Regions from separate parts of the Mus musculus genome. Here region 2 is linked to region 1. The links are chromatin loops, found by intact Hi-C in ENCODE. Cell type or tissue: left cerebral cortex. All regions are shown on one strand.

The links. Peaks named below come from ENCODE experiments on the same cell type or tissue, not always from the same donor. Only the 100,000 strongest peaks of a DNase experiment are listed, where the experiment ranks them.
Region 2: it touches region 1 in a loop (7-fold over the local background); 3 of 42 quality-filtered maps call a loop at or near these places.

What each region holds. Positions count from the first base shown.
Region 1 is chr10:42,273,525-42,278,524 of GRCm38, forward strand. It overlaps Foxo3 (forkhead box O3), which reads right to left and starts at 3,171. Exons shown (of 4, transcript NM_001376967.1): 1 at 3,002-3,171; 2 at 1,292-2,021. The coding sequence starts at 1,909. Gm38485 (a long non-coding RNA gene) reads right to left here and starts at 1,285. Exons shown (of 2, transcript XR_380269.1): 1 at 374-1,285. In left cerebral cortex, a CTCF peak has its summit at 2,415; DNase peaks (open chromatin) are centred at 366, 658, 896, 1,473 and 5 more places; H3K4me3 peaks cover 5,000 bases; H3K27ac peaks cover 4,319 bases.
Region 2 is chr10:41,932,864-41,937,863 of GRCm38, forward strand. The region is part of intron 12 of Armc2 (armadillo repeat containing 2); the gene reads right to left. Among named protein-coding and RNA genes, the nearest start is that of Gm33058, 24 kb to the right of the region's middle. In left cerebral cortex, CTCF peaks have their summits at 817, 1,989 and 2,256; DNase peaks (open chromatin) are centred at 112, 885, 1,932, 2,434 and 2 more places; H3K4me3 peaks cover 767 bases; H3K27ac peaks cover 3,141 bases.

The DNA of each region.
Region 1 (5,000 bases):
CGTTCTGCTTTTAAACCGTCCACGCAAGGCTCTTCGGTATCAGACACTTTTTCAAGTCCCTTTATCTGCAAGGCTCTTCCATAGGCTTTATCTCAGGTCTCCACAAAGATGAGCTGTTCTTATTTATACACCTAGAAACCTAGAAGCCAGAAGCCACAGAGCTCACAATGACAGCGAAATAGGAAAAGGAAGGAAACTGCAAGCAAGAGCAACTGCTGAGTAACTTCGCTCCAGGGACGTGGGGCTGTGGCTGCTTTCAGGGGAATGGGCCTGGAGGTGCCCTGAAGAGCAGGGGAGCCCGGCAGGGGACCAGGAGTCAATCTCTTTGGATGCCCAACTGCAGGAAGTCATTACATCATAGGCCTTTCCTCACCTCTCTCCCTACCACGTGTCGGGTGCCCCAAGAGGCTGAAAGGGAACAGAAGAGTCTCTCTGGCTCCTTTATAGATAGAAGCCATTATGGCCCAACCCTGCTATCAGCCCTCCCCTCCCTCCTTTCCTCCCCTCCTCCCTCCCTCCCTCCCACAGAGGCAAAGCTCTGACCGGAGTCCCCGACACGTGACAACCCCGCCTCAACCACTGCCTACAGCAGCATAGACCTCCAGCGGAGCAGCAGGTGTAGCCAGCACACTTTTAGATGACAAACCCGACCTGTTTCAAGCCCCAAAGCATTTCAGAGGCTACCTGCTGGCAGGCTTGCTGAAGTGACGTCTCTCAAGAGCAAAGGTGTGTGAGGAAAGGCGTGAGAGCCGGCCAGGGAACAGTCTGCAATCATTGCTTTTTCTAATGGGATCGATTTGCCTGTTGGTGTCAACACCCACAAGCACAAGTTGGACCCAAAGATCCTCAGTTTGCTAGTATCATGCTCCTGCCACTGCCTTGAACGCTGTCCCAAACACTCCCCCACACACGCCTTCCCTCCACCCACAATGTCCTCGGTGCATCCCACTTCCACCTCCTGTATTCCAAAGTTGGCCGCGGAGCTACCTCCTCCCCGCAGCCGAGGTAAGCCAGCACATACAAATGTCTTGGTCCTTCCTCCTTAGTGTCCCTTGCCCACAGCCTACTCATCTGGGCATGCCCAAAACTTGCCCAGGACCCTCCCTTCCCACTTTGAGGCCATCCCCAGGCTTCCCTCCTATAGGAGTGAAAAGAATCCCCCACCCCAAAGGCTCACAGCGAAGCTCCTCTGCCAGCCCTCTCTGGACGGCCGCAAACCGACCGCTTCGATACGCGCTTGGCGCTGCGAAGGCCTGGCAGGTCCGACCACCAGCCCCTGATAGGCACGCACCTTCCAGCCCGCAGAGCTGTTGCTGTCGCCCTTATCCTTGAAGTAGGGCACACAGCGCACCATCCACTCGTAGATCTGGGACAAAGTGAGCCGTTTGTCCGGGGAGCTCTCGATGGCGCGGGTGATCAGGTCGGCATAGGACAGGTTCCCCCAGGCATTCCGCCGCGAGGAGCATTTCCTTGGTTGCCCAGAGCCCCCAGCCGCCCCCGGCTGCGGCTGTGGCAGTGGCTGCTGAGGCTGCAGCTGCGTCGGCGTGCCCCCACTCAGAGCGCCTGCGGCGGACGCTGGCCCCGACCCGAGGTCCTGCCCTCCTGGAGCCAGCAGCATGGCCGAATCCTCGAGGAGCAGCCCGGAACCCAGCGTGCTGCTCACGCCGCCACCGATCACCATGGCCGAGCTGGCTCGGCCGCCGCCGTCCTCGTCGTCTTCATCGTCGTCCTCCTCGGGGATCATGGAGTCTGCGGCCGTCTCCCCCGAGGGCTTGGCCGGGCTCGCCTGCAGCTCCGGCCTCTGCAGGGGCCACGTACAGGAGCGTGGCCGACTCTGTGGCTCGAACTCTGGGTCCAGCTCCACTTCGAGCGGAGAGAGCGGGACCGGGGAGGCTGGTGCCTCTGCCATCTTCGCCGCCTGCCCGCCGCCCGCGGCTTGGGCTCTTGCTCTCTCCTCTCGAGCCCAGGCTGGGTGCGGCGGGGGAGGAACGGGGCACCGCGAAGGTTCGAGCTCCAGCTACCTAGGGAAGCGCGAAGAGAGAGTTGGTTATCCTGTGTTGGAGCCTAGTCCGCGGAGACTCCTCGCCCGCGGCCGCCACCTAGAACGGATAGACCTGGGGACGTGCGTCCCGCGAACCTGGCGCAGCAGACGCCGCCCCCTGGCCTGGCCGCCCGGGAGACGCGAGCGAATCGACGGCCCCGCGCGGGGCAGCCCCCTCCCCCGCTGCCGTCGCCAGAACCGCAGGTCTCTCCCGGACTAGATGGCGGGGCGGAGGGGGGAGGGGCGTCCCGGGGGAGGGGTGGCCGCGCCATTAAGTGTGGGCGGCCTCCGGACCCCAACAGCTCCGCAGTGGTCGGAGGGCGAGCGTGCGTGCGTGCGTTTGTTTATGTTTGGCTCTGGCTCGCTCAAGTGCCTCCCGCGGAGGCGCAGGGCAAGTCAGCAGAGTCCTGGGCTCTTCTCCCGCTCCCCAGCCCTGCGATCCCCCCCACCCCTCCCAGGCGAGAGGCCCCCTAGGGCTGGCGCGGGCAACTCCCGTCTTTTCCTCTCCGCCCGCGGACCAGCAGGGAGAGCGTGGGGGTCTGGGTGCAGACCTGCCAAGATCACTTCCAACAAGAGAGAGAGAGAGAGAGGGCCGACCCCGCAGGACTAAGAAGATCTGAGATGTATTTTCTTGGGGACGTGGGGCCCTCCGCCCCCTTCCAGGTCAGAAACGGGAAGGAGGAAGCAAGTGGGAACATAAATCTTCCAACAGGTCGGGAAGCGCCAAATCTCTCGGACTGCATGAAAACCCGGACCAGCACCGTTCATCACCTCCTTGCTCCCGCTGCTGCCATCTTGACAGTTCCCCCTTCCCTCAAGTCCTTTAAAGACACTAGCGGGAGAGAAGGGGGGGAGCACACCGAGTCACGGGGAGGGAAAGGGAAGCGCCTGGCCCAGCTCGGAAACAGATCCGGAGTCACTGGAAAGGCGGCCGCCCCGTTGCAAAGCTCCGGCGCCTACCTCGGCTCCTTCCCTTCAGGAACGAGGCGGGAGGGCGTACGATTCCGCGCGAGCCCAGGGCACCGCGACGAGGGGACTCTCGGGCCGCCGCCGCAGCCCGCCGGAGGAACCGCCTGTCAGCCTGTGCTGCGCCGCCGCCTTCCACATTCCTCCTCCTCCCTTCCACGAGCAGGGCGGCCGCGGCAGCAGCACAAAGTTATAGCCACTCACAGGGAGCCTCAACCTAGGATGACGGCGGGGCGGGTCCCCGCCCAGGGGGAGGGCTGGGGCGGGGGCCGGGAGGGCTGCTGTGCGTGCGTGTGGGAGTGCGCGTGTGTGCGCCCTCGCGCCTGCGCGGGGCTGCGGGAATGGGGGCGGGCGCGCGCGGGTCGGGACTCGGCCGGCTCCGCAGCCCTCCCGGTTGGGGTCCCGCGCTCTCCTGGGGACCTCAGCGGCCACGCTGGCCCGGGACGGGAGGCCAGGTCAGACAACACACCACTGCGCGCCGCCCCGCGCTCTCAGCCTTGGGCCCTGCGTTTGGCTCGTGGGCCCGTGGCCTGCCCGTGGGTGCGTGGGGTCGGAGCCCGCCCCAGTATCGGGTTCCTTATTAGAACCTGACACCAGGGAACACCCGGGTTAAGCCGGCAGCCGCAGGTGACAAGGGTTACCTGGGCGTGGAAACACTGGCCGGCGAAGATCGCGCCGAAAGGTGTGTCACTGGACCCTCACCTGGGACACCCGGCGACAGTCGTGCTTCGCTTTTCACGGATTTTAAGGCTAAGTGGGAAAAGTGCAACTCAGGAAGAAAAGTGCAGTGCGCCCCAGTCCTGAACGCAGGAGCAGAAGATAGCTAACTGGAAGCGGGCAACAGTTTTCTTATGCTAAAGCAGCTGATTACGTGCTTGACTTTTCTAAGTCTATAGACTTCAGATCGCACCTTCACAATCCCTTATCCCACGATCCGTGCCTCCCGGCCGTACTGTGTGCTTTTCTGCGCCACACGCGACATGCATACCAAAAGTCTACCATGCATTCTGGTTCATACGTATCTTTCCAAACAAAACCCTCTCGGTCTCTGCAGCTAAAGTCTGGGCTCCGCAACAACCCAATACCCCAAAAGAGCCAGCCTAAAAGAGCCTGCAGAGGCCGCCCACCCCGGAACTCCGGCCTCCAGGCTTTACGCGTGATCCGTCACTCAAGTGACGTGAGGCCCCCGCCCCTGCACCAAGCTAGTTCGACGCGTACAAACAGATGATGTCATTGTCTCTACACGCGCGTGACCCCGGAGCCCTGCGCCGCATCGCCATTCGCTGCGCGGCTTCCTCGTCAAGCCACGCCGAGCGCTGACTGGCCGCCGCCGCCAGTCTCTGGGCTCCAGACGCCTCTCGCTCCTCTTCGCCCCCGCCCCCAGCAAATAATAAACAATCGAGTAAAATTGCAAGGACAGAGGGGAGGGAGAGCGAAGGCGCGCTGAGTGGCAGCCTTCGCCGCGCAGACAGCGGGAGGACTAGAGGAGGACTGTGCAGGGAGGAGGGAAAGGAGGTAGGGAGCGGATCTGAGCCGCACGCTCTATCAGGGCGAGAAACTTTGAGAACCTCGGCGAGGCCAGCTTGCTAGCACGGCGGGCTCTAGGACCCCAGGGCCCTGGCGAGACGGGAGGGGCGGAGCCTGGTTGCGCAAAGCCCGTGGGCGGAGCCCGGCGGCACGTGCGGGAGGAGGGGGCGCGTTGCACGGGCTCGCCCGGGACGCGCAGCCCCGGCGGCTGGCGCGCTTGTTTACCAGCACACGTGTGTGTTATTTTTGAGATGGAATGTGGGGCTGGCTGAACGGCTGGCGCGTGGGGCCGCCCGCGTCGGCGGAGGGACGCGGCGAGGCCCGCGCTGCCGCGGCCTCCCCGGGCGCTGTTTGCAAGGAAGCCAGGCTGGCCCGTAACCCGCTTCCCGCATAGCCCAGAAGTCCGGACCACGCATCTGGACGGCGAGATTCTCGCGCTGCCCAAGCAGCTGCAGAGACCAAGGGC
Region 2 (5,000 bases), 340 kb before region 1:
AGCACTCCACTCTCACAATATTTTTTTAAACCAACACATCGGTGCACACTCACACAATGACATGGTTTTGAAATAACAAAATGAAAAGGGATCTGGAGAGGCTTTCAACGTCCCTGAGAAGGCAGAGTAACCAGTTCATACGGACTTCCTAGTTTTGCTGAAAATGGAATGATCAGCAGCTATAGCCAACCAGAACACAGACCAGCAGCACACTCCCGTAAGAAGCCGACCTTCCTCTAGGAAGCCAGCCATGTCCTCCTCCTGGCAGCATGGTACGCCCTAACAGACATGCACTTTGCTAAGACATCATGGGCCCCACAAGTTGTAAATAAATGGCTTTAACTATGGAAGGACACAGAAGAGGACACTGTTATACAGAATGGTCTGTGACCAGCTCCAGGGCATTAGCAACAGCAGGAGCTACTATGGGAGCTACCTTCTTCCATCTGAGGGATATTGGCCTAAAGCCAACAAGAGATTGCCACCCCCACCCTGACGTACGGAAACTGAGGCTTCTGGAGACTGAAGGACACGGTGAGGGGCACTCAGGGCCTGTCTGAGCATGCTAATGCACTTCAATACCTCATTCCCAACTACCCTCAACCTCCAATGTCCCACAGACTTGAGGCATTTTTCAGGGGGCGGGGGTTTAAGACAGGGTCTCTCCACATAGCCCTGTATGGCTGCAAACTCACAGAGATCTGCCTGTTTCTGCCTTCTGAGTACTGGGATTAAAGGCCTGCACCGGGCATCTTTGACCCTTCACCAACCTCTCAAACTGGTTGCCTCACTTCTCTTGTGAAAGGCGCCCCTGGTGGCCGGTCTGTGCACTGCAGGAGGAGACTTGGAATCTCTTCATCTCAGGAGCAGAGCAATCTCCTCTGCTCAAAAGCATCCACTGCCTGTCCCCTCACCCTAAGGAGCATCCAACTCAGCCATCTGCCCCGTGTGACTGATAGTGCTTTACCACCCACAGGCAGCCAGAGTGGACACATGATTCTCACACGGCACCCTAAAATAGTCCCCGTGCATGATGCTGACCACAGGCAAAGGACTGATGTCAAGCTGTCACAGAAGGAATAAACTATGTTCCACAGACTCCTCATACTTAGGAGACAACTCCTATCCAGCCTAGGAAAACATTTTAGAAGGACCTTTAAGAATTAAGTTAAAGGGGGTTGAAAATTTAACACTCCCCATGCCCTTAACCAGAAAATTAATCAAGACACCCTGTTTTAAACTGGCTAAAACTGCCTGCATCTTAGAGTTGAGTTAGGATTTCCAGTTTGCTTTATCCGACTTTCCACCCTTAAATAAAACCTAAACATTTGAGTTTACAGGTGGCTAAAGAATAAAAGTCACCAAAGGCAGGCTGCAGACTTCTGAGAAAATACTGATTTACCTATCCTATCAGCACTGGCGGCGGGTTGACGGTTAGCCTGAGAGAATACATATTCATTCATTCATATATATATATATATATATATATATATATATATATAATCAGACCAATCTGAGAGACCACAGACTCAAAACTGCAGACCTAAGCAGACCATTCTGAAGGCAGAGATGACCACCTACCCACCCATCCAACTGCCAACCCAGCCACCCTATCAGCAATTATTCACTGAGTACCCACACTCCACACCTCTGAATGTGGCTCCCCCTCAAAAACACCAGGGCAACAGTTAGACTTTTACTGCGATGGGTTCTTTTTTAAGGCACAGACATAAAGGCATTTGGGCTCTGAGCTGAGTGGGGGAAGAGCCCGTTCCACAAGGACAAAAACAGTGGGAGCTGGAAAGAATGAGCAAGCTTCGGCCCACTGAGCCTGCCCGGTCAGGGGTGCAGAACGAGGGCAAGGCTGAACAAGGAGCTCACTCAGCCAAATGCTCTCACTTGCTCGCCTGCCTGCTCGCTCGCCCAGCACCGCTGGGAATGTGCCTGCAGAGAGGCTGGGAAGGCAGCCAAAGGGCACACTCCTGCCAGGGAGGAGGCAGAGAGCCAGTGGAAGCAAGTTGCCACACAAAGACACCAGGGGAAAGGGGTGGAGGGCTCTTCCTAACCAATCCAGCACAGTTGCTAAGAGGATGTGAGGAAGGGAGGGTGGGTTATCTCTGCGCGGCTAAATGCCTGGCCCAAGTTAGAAACATGGGGAGGGTGGGACGCTCTGCTTGCCGCCCCATCTCCAGCCATTCCAGGTCTCTCTCTTCCTGCAACAGGATGTCGGAGCTGTCCAAATCAGAGCTCATGCTGCATGCCTGGCTGGAGGGGTGGCTCACCCTCCAGGTCTGAGTGGAACTATGCAGAACAAGAGGCTGACTTTAAAAATACAGCACAAGAAGGGCCAGTCTGGTGATGCCGGACCCTGCTTGCCAAGCTTTGCCTGTCATCCCGCCGCATTTAGTAGCTCTGTTTAGAAAAGGAGAAAGAAAGAAATCTGCCCTGTCCAAAAGTGGGAGAGCTGGAGAGGCGGAGGAGGATCCGTGGTGACGGGGCGGCTAATGTAGATAAGGATTGTTCTTTGTGAACTTCGTGTGACCTTTGTAAAAGGCTGCCCCTTACATAAGTCTTATTTCAGGCATTTTCTACCAGAGTTCTTGCCCAGTAGATATTTACAGAAGAGATGGGGAAAATCCCTTTATGTTCTTCCAAAATTCAAACCCACACATACTGTGATGGGCTTCTAAATGTAGTAGTGCTGACATCAGAGGCACCTCAGAAGCTAGCCCTGCCTCAGCACCACAGCTTGCTCCTTCTCCCTTATTAAGCCCATCTGTTTGCACATTTGGTTTGTACCAAATGCAATTTACACCATAAAGCAGACAATATGTGCCTAGTGCTTAAATGAGATCTACCATTTAATTGGATCTTGATAGGAATTCTTACCTAAACTGGAAAGTGTGGCTTTGAATGGAGTTGATGGCAACTGTTTTCTGTCTCAGTTTTGTGCCCATTGAGACCTGAGCTACAGATTGTCTTAGCACTTGTACATAAGTTGAGAACTCGCTTGTTGCCCCTGTGGAAGTCTATTCTGAAAACTTCTGTAGAGCCCCACCCCCACCCCTGCCCACACCCCCAGAGAAATACCACATACAAACTCAGCTCACTTCACCCAGGGCTGGGAGTAAGATTTGTTGTCAACAGAAATAACACACCACTCTCAAACATGTCTGCTGCAAACTTACGAAGTTCAGATGTGGCTAAACACACATTTACACACATCTGTGCTCTTTCAAAGGGAAAATCTACAGGAACATTGGACCGTTTTAATGACATTTAATGTGCTTGTCTCATGCAACAAATCAAGAGCTGGGGGCTTGGCTAGCTAACTGTGGTCCATGAGATTTCCCCCCGGGCAGGTCCTTCTGAAGGTCCCAAGGGCCCCACCTCATTCCTCCCTCATGGGCTACTCTGATTGGTGCTGCATGCCTGCCAAGGATGGCAGCTGGTCCCAGGACAACTTGTTTTGACAAAAGTCTGGCAGAGAACATTGGGAGAAGAGTCTAACACAACGTAACATAACATCTTGTTTTCCCTGAGAAATTGTCTCTGTAGCTAGGGAGAGCTCAGTGGGAGAGCACATGTTTAATGTGACACCAACCCCCCTTCCACCTCCACGGGCACACACTTACACACACACACACACACACACACAGAGAGAGAGAGAGAGAGAGAGAGAGACAGAGAGACAGAGAGACAGAGACAGAGAGACAGAGAGACAGAAAGACAGAGACACAGAGACAGAGACACAGAGAGAGACAGAGACACAAACACAGACACAGAGATAGAGACAGAGACAGAGAGCAAACAGGTCAAAAATTGTCAGCTGCCCAAGCAAAAGCAAGGAGGCAGCCCAACATTCACTGGAGAAGCTCATAGCTGGTCTTGGCTGGTCTTGTCAGTTGTTCCCTTCTTTAACATGCTTACCCTACGTCATGGTGACCTGAGTTAGCACTTGAGACCCCTGGAGGTTCATCTCAAAGTCACTTCATACACACTGAAGGACGCGTCTTAGGGAACCACCTCATTTGTGTTACAGGTTCTCCCAGCTGCAGCTCAGCACAAGCTCGGGCAGGAGTTTCTTAGAGACGGACTCTCGGGTCCCACCCCAGACCTCAGCCAGAACCAGCCAGGGTGAGGCCCAGCAACCTGCATCCCCAAAGCTTCCCGAGAGATTCATTCCAGTGTGGAGCCTGGGATTAAACTGAGAAACCTCTGTTGTCCTTTTTATTGTATGGCTTTACAAAAACACACAAATTCGTATTCCTCCTGGGTCATCCTCACAGCAAGATGTGTAGAGATTAAAAGTGAAGGCCACCCACCCCCTTGTTCATTTTCAGCACACTCAGAAAAGCCTGCTCTAAATGCTCAGTCACACTTAACAGCTGTAAGGGCAGCGATAGGTCAGATGCTTGCTTTGGGTACTCGATCATGTAATTTCTCTCCTTTTTCCCCTTTAACAAAAACAACAGCAGATGGGGAAGAGATATTTCACATCTCCCATCAGCAGTGAGTCCGGTACAGGATTTCCCCCTCAGTGTGCTGTGGAAGTAACTGGCCACAGCTTCCTGTGTAGCACTCTGCCCCCTGATAACATCACTTTGTGTGTGCGTGTGTGGAGGGGGGGCAGGGTATAGGTGACATTTGTCAGTATGAAGCTTTTTTTTTGTTTTGTTTTGTTTGGGGGGGGGTCTCATGTAGCCCAGGCTAGCATCTAACTCATGATCCCCCTGCCTCAGCTTCCTCAGAGCTAGGACTAGAGGTATATGTTTCAATTTTAGAATCTACAGTCTTGAAAATCACAACAGGCTCACACTAGTAAGCCCAGCACGAATAGTATTGGTCAGTGCCAGCCTGGTGGGTTCCATGATAGCCTAGGTTTCATAGCAAGACCACGTGACCAACAGAGAAAGAAAGAGTGGGGGGAAAGGGAAGGAGGGAGGGAGAAAGAGAGAGAGAGAGGGAGAGGGAGAGAAGGACAGAGGGAGGGAGGGAAA